Linked DNA regions of Mus musculus: all the other regions are linked to region 3. The links are chromatin contacts, found by Hi-C or POLR2A ChIA-PET in ENCODE. All regions are on one chromosome and are shown on one strand. Each heading gives the region's core, a stretch centred on a gene start or an enhancer-like site at or near the end of the contact. The rest is flanking DNA. Distances are from core to core; before and after follow the strand shown. Region 1 has its middle 19 kb from the start of Nsd1. Region 2 holds the start of Nsd1 (nuclear receptor-binding SET-domain protein 1). Region 3 holds the start of Zfp346 (zinc finger protein 346).

What was found. A loop is a pair of places that touch in the nucleus more often than their neighbours do. ChIA-PET counts read pairs that join two places held with the same protein, here RNA polymerase II (POLR2A).
Region 1: POLR2A ChIA-PET joins it to region 3 with 40 read pairs in Patski. The contact joins the enhancer-like site here to the promoter of Zfp346 in region 3. A Hi-C loop is called at or near these places in 1 of 37 maps with a recorded cell type or tissue (T-helper 1 cell). POLR2A ChIA-PET finds 5 or more read pairs at or near these places in 4 of 5 experiments (Patski and embryonic stem cell).
Region 2: POLR2A ChIA-PET joins it to region 3 with 18 read pairs in Patski. The contact joins the promoter of Nsd1 here to the promoter of Zfp346 in region 3. POLR2A ChIA-PET finds 5 or more read pairs at or near these places in 3 of 5 experiments (Patski and embryonic stem cell).

What each region holds. Positions count from the first base shown.
Region 1 is chr13:55,189,063-55,191,984 of GRCm38, reverse strand. No RefSeq gene overlaps it. Among named protein-coding and RNA genes, the nearest start is that of Nsd1, 19 kb to the left of the region's middle. Within about 2 kb of position 1,620, at least 3 of the 3 ENCODE cell types and tissues checked have a DNase peak (open chromatin) inside an H3K27ac peak, as active enhancers do.
Region 2 is chr13:55,208,440-55,211,205 of GRCm38, reverse strand. It overlaps Nsd1 (nuclear receptor-binding SET-domain protein 1), which reads right to left and starts at 1,424. Exons shown (of 23, transcript NM_008739.3): 1 at 1,331-1,424.
Region 3 is chr13:55,103,867-55,106,596 of GRCm38, reverse strand. It overlaps Zfp346 (zinc finger protein 346), which reads right to left and starts at 1,288. Exons shown (of 7, transcript NM_012017.2): 1 at 1,079-1,288. The coding sequence starts at 1,253.

The DNA of each region.
Region 1 (2,922 bases), core at 371-2,870, 85 kb before region 3:
TCCCTATCAGATGCTTTGCAGCTCGGGTTACAGGTTTGTGTGACCACCCTGACTGATGCTTATGATAGAGCAGTAACCAGGGGGAGGGTGCAAGAGAGTGAGGGGCGATTCAAGACAGGGTTTCTCTGTGTAGCCCTGGCTGTCCTGGAACTCACTCTGTAGACCAGGCTGGCCTCGAACTCACATTGATCCACCAGCCTCTGCCTCCTGAGTGCTGGGATCAAACTTGAGCACACACACCCAACCCCCACCCTCTAGAACAAGCATTCTTAACCTCTGAGCCTTCACTCCAGTCCCCTGGCTTTTAAAACCCTATATGGCCGGGCATGGTGGCGCATGTATTTAATCCCAGCACTCGGGAGGCAGAATTTCTGAGTTCAAGGCCAGCCTGGTCTACAGAGTGAGTTCCAGAACAGCCAGGCTACACAGTGAAACCCTGTCTCAAAAAACAAAACAAAACAAAACAAAACCCCTATATGAATGTATTTTATGGGTGGATGTGAGTGCGGTGGTTTTGTGGGCAGGCTTGTGTCTTTGTAGAAGTCGGAAGACATGCACAAGTTGATCCTTCTTTCTACTATATGGGAGTGAATTCAGGTCACAGGATTGGCAGCAAGTGCCTTAGTCCACTGAGCCATCTTAGGAGCTCTGGGTAATCCTCTTTCATAGATAGGGAATCTGAGGATCAATCAAACTGAAGATCTGCCCTGGGCCACATGGTGGACAGTTCATTTCAGCTAGATGTGCTGGCTTCCAAGTCTCTAAAATGCTATTTATTTACTTTTTATACTGCTGGCAATCATAACTGGTAGGCTCCTAGCCACACCCTGAGACCTAAAACACTACTTACCAAAAACAAACAAACAAAAAAAAAACAAAAACAAACAAACAAACAAAAAACCCCACCTTTTGATTTCTTTCTATTTTATATTTTTATTATGCGTGTTCGTGCAGGCCAGAGTACTCCCAAGTCTTTCCTCAGGGCCATTCACCTTGGACCTGGGCTCAATGACAGCCAGCACCCCAACTCTGTATTACTGGCCATCACTAAGCTCTTTAGGTGGGTTCTACAGCTAGAACCCAGGACTTTATGCTCTCCCCTTAGCAGCTGAACTAGTCCCCACCCCCACACACCCCAAAAATATAAAATACTACCTTTTCTCCCTCTCTTTTTCCTCCCTCCTTATCCCCGCTTCCGTCTCTTTTTAAAGAGTCTCCATCCTGTGTAATCAATGCTGGTGCTGAGCTGTCTCCACACTGTCTGGTCAATGCTGGTCTTGAGTTCACGATCCTTTCAATGGTGTTACAGGCCTGAGGTACCGCAATACAGTTTAAGACACTCACAGCCTTGGATCCGTGAAGAGGTGGGATCATAACTGACAACCACGTAAGACTCAGCAAAAGGACACAGTGTCCTGGCACCAGGTTTGGGGACGCTTCTTCCAGTCAGCGGGACAGGACCGGGGGAGGCTAAGCCTCAGCTCCCCGGCAGGGCGTCCTGCAAACCCGCGATAAAGCTGCAGACAACACCACGCGGCCGCAGCGGCCACACGTGGGACTGCATTCGGGGGAGGGTGGCTAAGACTCGTCTTTGTCACATGGCTGCCACAGGCCAATCGGCGGCCACCCCAGCCAAGGCCATGACGTTGGTGCGGGATGAAGAGCCTTGGGAAAAAGGTGAGCTTTGCAAACTGGGCGGAGTCGGGAAGAGACTGCCAATTCTTGTCCAGACCAGTTCGCCCCGGATCCGGCTGTCGCTGTGCCCATCAATCTATCTGGATTTGCCACTCCCTGATAGCAACGCTCCGAGTGGAGGATCCTGGGCTCCTCCTGTCCGACCTCGTGCTTCCTTGAGTTTTTGTGCCTCTTGCTCCGCTAGAGTACCAACTCTTACTCCTCTTTCTTTTCTCCCGCAATCTCCACCCCACCCTTTTTTTTTTTAAACCGGCTCCAGGCCCAGCCTCTTTTCCTGTCTCCTGCCCTTCCCTCAAGGCGGCCTTTGTCCCCGCTGTAATCTGGCTCCAGATCTCTGATAGTGCTACTGTGGTGAATCTGCTGGCCTTTGTGAACCTTTGTTTCACTTCCAGCCACACTGACTATAAAAACTGTGGGGTTTCCAGAGCTTCCTGGCTTCTTCTGATCCCTTCTTAGGTGATGTTTCCATGAAATTGGCCTGCCTTCACTTTCCCCACCGTGACCTCCCTTCGACACTTCTGTGCTCTCCCAGACAGCCAGACGCAGCGTGTCCTTTTCCTGGGGGTGGGGGTGGGGTCCTCATCTACTTTTGCTCCTCCTAAACCACGGAGGAGCAACGCCTGAGCTCACTCTATCCCAGATTTGCCTGAATGTATGTTTCACGGCTACAGGTTCAATGTAAGCCATACATTTAGTAAGTAAGTATTGGGGACTGGGTGTGTAGTTCAGCTCTGTAGCGCTCATCTAGCATGCTCTGGGTCCTGGGAGCCATCCTCAGTTAAAGCTGTGTTCCTGTTTCATATATCTAAATACATATTTACGGGGCATGTTAGTTGCTTGAATATTTTGGCCTCTTGTAAAAAGCACAGTGAGTGTAGTAAATACATGATAAAGAATCCTTTGGGGTTGGGGGGTGCTGGTGTGATGGCTCAGCAGGTAAGAGCACTCACTGACTGCTCTTCCAGAGGTTCTGAGTTCAAATCCCAGCAACCACATGGTGGCTCACAACCATCTGTAATGGGATCTGACGCCCTCTTCTGGTGTGCCTGTGAAAGACCCTCGAGGGAAGACCCTCACTCAGACACTCAAGTCCCGGGACAGCCGCGTACCCAAGAAGACACTGAGACCATACATAAAATGTAGAAGGCAAGATTTAATAAGGCAGCAACATGAAAGCACACAGACCAGAGCTCTGGGGTCGAAATAAAGCAGCAACATGGAAGCACA
Region 2 (2,766 bases), core at 175-2,674, 100 kb before region 3:
GGCCTTGCTCTCAGGCCCGCGTCAGCCCCGGCCTCCATCTTAGGTTCCAGCCCGGGCTCCCCATCCACTGGGCACCTGCCCTCAGCCCCGCTGGTTTCGACCCGAGGCCGAGGCTACCCCCGTCTCGCTGTAGGGCTCACCTGGGGGGTTTGGCATGGGGGTCTTCGAGGCCCCAGGCCCCGAGCAGACGTGGCCGCAGGGGAACCCCCTTGCCCAGCCGCACCCCAAACCCACACCACCACCACCACTACAGACCAAGCTGAACAGGAAACAAAATGGAGGCAGCAGCAGCTCGGGTCTGCCTCCCCGAGCCAAGCCTCTACAGCCCTGGGACTCCCTTTCGGCCGCAGGCTCGACGCCCGCGAGGCAGGGGATTGGCTCCTCCCGGGAGCCTGGGGCAGCCGCCCTGGAGCAGCGCGTGCGGGCGGGCCGGGGACTCGGCCCTGCGGTCCCCACGGCCCCTCACCCACCACCCCTTCCCTTCCCTCTCCCTCCCCAGGCCGGGCCGTGCGGGGTGAGCGGCTCCGGGGAGCAGGGTCGGGTGACCCGCCCCGGGGTACTGGCCGCAGGACCGTGGCCTCAACCCGGGCCTGAGGCCGAGAGACCCCGCAGCCCTGAGCCCACGCCCCACACCCCGGCCTCTGGGACACAGCCTAACGGCGCGCCCGCACCTCGGCCTGTCGCCGTGCAGCCCCCGCCCAGCGAGGCCGAGCCCCCGGTCCAGACCCCGCGGGGACGAAGCTCCTCGGTCACCCTCGGGCCCAGGGGTCTTCGCTGCCCCGGGCGGGGCGAGGGGAGCTCGGGGGGAGGGGTCCACTAATCCCTGCACCGCCTCCAGCGCCTAGTGTGGGTCTGGGTCTGGGCCTGGCACGGCGGCCCCGGGGCTGCGGGCGCTGGCGGCCTTGGAGAGGTGCGGGCGCGCGGGGCCGGGGGCCGGGAGGGGCAGCGCCTCGCACCGCGGACGCTGCAGTTCTCCACACCCAGGCAGATGGCCCTCTCGAGCGCGCTTCGCCCCTGAGGCCCAGGCATCGGGACCCCTGCGCGACTGCACAGGGACGGCCGACAGGCTGGACGGGCTGGCCAAGCATGAAAGGCGCAAACCCCCGGCCTAGGAAGGCTCTGCGTTAGGAGGACGGGGTCCTGCTGGCGCGCACTTAGCACCAGGACCCCGCCGCCCTGACCTCGTAGGGCTGTAGCGCGTCCATTCCTCAAAGACAGTGGAAGGTCAGGGACTGGACCAGGCCTGGTCCAGCCACTCCAGTCCCCTGAGGCACTTCTCCCTTCCCGGACCCTGCTGCTTCCTGGGTTTGCTTCACCGCAAGAAGCTCACCTCAGGCATGACTTGGTCCCTAGAGCGTTAAGCGCATCCTTGTTGTTGAGAGAAAGCCATATTGGACGGCCCCGAGAATTCCCGCCTCTTCCAGAAAGCCTTCGGTGATTTGGAGTTCATTTTAAAGCCGAGGGCGCCGCCCTCGATGGCCACGTGACCACCATTCCTCCAGAGGCTTAGTAAATGTGCATAGTTATTGCCCCAGTAGAGTGTTTACCGAGGGCCCTCTGGTAACTAGACCCCCACCTGGGAGAACAGGCACTTTTGGCGTTCCCCTGCCAAGTATCTGTACCGGTTGGGGATCTGCAATGGTTGGGCCAAACTCCATCCTTCCCTGCCCTTCACCTCGTGACTGTGTCCAGCAAGCAGCGGCTTAGGATGCTTCCAGCTGCTTGCTGTCCAAGACCCACAGTCCATTAAAGGAGGCTCAGAGCTAAGCCTTCAGCATACCATCAGTAATGCTGGAGCCCTGGCCCTGCCAAGAGGGCAAGTGGGTTTCCTGAGAGAAGGTGCCCGGCGGAAGCAAGAGTGAAGAGGCTACTGTGACCTCAGGTCCCTCGGGTTAGTTTAAAGGAGTTTCCAGATGCAAAGTTGACTGGCATCTTTCCCTGCGCTAAAACTAGCCGGAAAAAAACTGGGGCCCTCTCCCATGGAGACCCGGTCTTTTGTTCTACGAAGGAATAACTCCTGCTAACACCTTCGGGCAATTCAATAGGAAAGCTCTCACTGGATCCTTTTTCACAAGTAATCATTTGAGCCTGTCATTTCTAACTGGCAGTTACCCCAATGCTAATCACTCCACAGCCCTTCCCAGTGCCTAGCCATTTTGAGGTACTTGGAACTGCCACTGGAGGGCCTTGAAGAAGTTATCTTTCAGTCCCAAACCTCTGTTTCCTCATCTGTGGCCTCCAAGACACAGGCATCTGGGAGGATCCTGAAACAGGCTAACACTCTGTCCTTAACAATTACAGACATATTTGACAAATACTGAAATGTAACTCATTGCTTCCTTCAGCAACCGTTTCCTGCAGTCTAGGCAATGCACCAGGCTCTGGGGAAGCAAAATGGGAGCTAGTGTGCCAGGCAACCTGTGGCCTCAGGGAAAAAAGGGTACCGAGAGAGACTAGCTGATGTAAGCACATTACTGCTCTGCAGGACCCTCTCCTTAACCTCCTACCTCCCCCTCACCCCCATTCAGGATGACCTAGTTACTGACAGAAACAAGACTGAGACCCCAGGGAAATATCAGACTTCCCTAGGTAACCCCTGGGGGTCCTCCCTTCCTCCTACTATAAAACTGTCTACCACAGTGACACAACCAGAGTGCTTATGGAGCTGAGCTTCTATATTCAGAAGGATACTGAATCCTCAAGTGAGACGGGGCTGCTTTCCTGTAGGATTGGGTTCTGGGGTGTAGACCTAGCTCTTCTCTACTG
Region 3 (2,730 bases), core at 39-2,538:
AAAAAAAAATCCCAATTTTATCCAGGGCAAGCAGTTCACAAACACATTAAACTTCCCAAGATTAGTCTGCTCAGCAAGCAAAATAACCAGGGAAAGACTTCTCTGCAGGGACCTGATAGGTTAGCACAGAAACCCAGATAACAGTTCTTGTACATTTGGGTTAGTATTAAGTAGCTAGCTCGGGAAGGGACTCTGAAAAGAGAAAGAGGCCAGCTCGCCCTGCACTCCTCTAGTATCCTTGTTACCCACCCAGTTTTGGTTCAAACAGAGCCATCTGGTAAGGTTCTGCCCAGAAGTGCACCCTGAGTGAGTATACACTGTTCTCCACAACTCTGCATCGAGTGTGAGATGAAGCAGTCAGAGGCAAGATGAATACCTAAGCTTCCCCGCCTCCTGGGCCTCCTCAGTGGAAAAAGCTGTTGGCAACAGACACAGAAATACGGTTTTGAAGGACATAGTGGTGCAAGCCAGCGATGCCCACACTGAGGCAGGGAGACCCATGCAAGTTCAAGGCCAGCCAAGTCTACCAAGGAAGAAACATGGCAAACCAGGACGCAGTCATCAAGCCCAGGAGCTGGGATTCAAGAAGACCTTCCAGAGCTCACGTTGGTCCTCCCTCTCACTAGGAAGGATGAGGGCAGGAGGTCCACCACGAGTTGGAACAGTGAGAGGCGTCGCAAAATAAATGTAATAATAATGAAGTAAATTAAATAAAGCTATTCGGATCTGTCAGAACCATAGGGCTTTGAGAGGAAAGAGAAGCAATGTGGAGTTGTGGAATTAAAGACAGACAGGGACGGGGGCTGGCTCGCCTACGAGTCAGGCTGGGAAAGTCCTGTCGCTGTCTAAGAGGACAAGACCTAGAATGGGGGGAAACTGTTCGCAAGTGAACGCCCTGGAAAGGAGGACGGACAAATTCCGCAGGGTAACGAGTTACTAGGTCCAGCACCCTTCGCGAGAGCGAGCTCGCAGCTCCGGAACGTCGTGCAGAGGCTGGCGGGCGCCAGGGGAGTGACAGGAGGCAGGGCCATCCCATCCCGCCTCGGTCCAGCCGCCAACCCCGGAGCCCCCGACTCACCTTCCTCCCTCCCCGCCGGCTGCGCACCGGACACAGCTTCCCACAGGCGACGCGCCCTCTCGCGGTCAAAGCGCACTCCGTCCGGTTCCCGACCCTCCGGCTCCTCGGAGCCCTTGTACGGTCCGGCTTCTCCAGGGTCCGCAGCATCCGTAGCATCGGGCGCAGGACACTCCATCTTTCCGGCAAGACGCGCCGTTAAGAAGCTGCGCATGCGGCCTGCTACCACGAGCAGTGGGTGGGCGGGGATTTGACCCGGCCAGCAACTCTCGCGAAGTTTGGGCTCTGCAGAGTCCCGCTGGGGCGGGGCCCTGAGGGGGCGGGGCCCAGAGGAGGCGGGGCCCAGAGGCTCATTTTGTTTTGGTTCCTCTGGCGCCTTAGGAGTCCAGTGAATTGGAAAAAAACGGTTCATGTTGATCACTTCTTAGCTCAGGGCTCTCAGTTTTGCTCAAGGTGAGCCACTGACGGACACTTGTCATTTCCTTTTTCTATATGTGGAAAATTATCTCCCATTTCTTTTCTTTTTTCTTTTTGGTTTTTCGAGACAGGGTTTCTCTGTGTAGCCCTGGCTGTCCTGGAACTCACTCTGAAGACCAGGCTGGCCTCGAACTCAGAAATCCTCCTGCCTCTGCCTCCCGAGTGCTGGGATCAAAGGCATGCACCACCATGCCCGGCAATTTCTCCCATTTCTTTGGAAGAGAACCTAAGACCCAGATTCTAGAAATGTTTTACTTAGCTTATTAAAGCAGACATAATGGTACAGCTCTTCATCTCAATACACAGGAGGTGGAGGATATAAGATTAGGAGCTTGAGGCCAGCCTGGGCTACCTGAGACCCTGTCTAAGAAGCACTTACTAATGGCTGAGCACGGTGGCTCATACTTGCTATTCCAAAATTTGGGAGACTAAGGTTAGAGAAATGCACATTTGAGAAAAAAAAGACATTGTTCGAGAAAAAGATAGTTAAGGCTGTGGTCAAAGTACTCTGGAGGACGCAAGACGACCAGGAGTTCAAGACAAACCTCTGCTCCAATAATAGATCATCTCTCAACGAAACAAAACACACCCACAAAACAAACAAAAACCCAGACAATAATAAGGTTGGATGTGGTGCCTGCCTGTAATTATATCACTCTGGAGGCTGAGGCAGGAGGATTGTCATGATGTATTTGAGGCTAGTGTTGGGAGCCATCTTCACTTTATGGGGTCTGGATGAGAGAGTTAGAGCTTCTCCTTGGTCTGCAGTATCTGATAAGTTCTTGGGCTTGTTCTCAGTTCATTCCCAATAAGTTTATGAGGTAGCATCCTCTGTTCTCAGGAATAAGTCGTTTATCAATCTCTGCCGATGAGTGGTGCCGAGCAAATAGGAGTTTGGGTCCACTGAGGAATACAGTTTACTTCTACCCTCAAGGTGGAGACACAGGCTGCTTGTAAAATGGAATCTTGGTCCATTTTACACGGTAGGAAACAAAACAAAACACTGTTTTACATGATAATGAGGTAAAATAGGGCACTGCTGGTCTTATATTGCTGTAATATTAGTTTTATTATTATTATTACTGTTATTGTTATTATTATTTGTTGTTATATTTTTGAGACAGGACCTATGTAGCCCTGGCTGTCCTGGGACTTACTATGTAGACCCAACTGGCCTT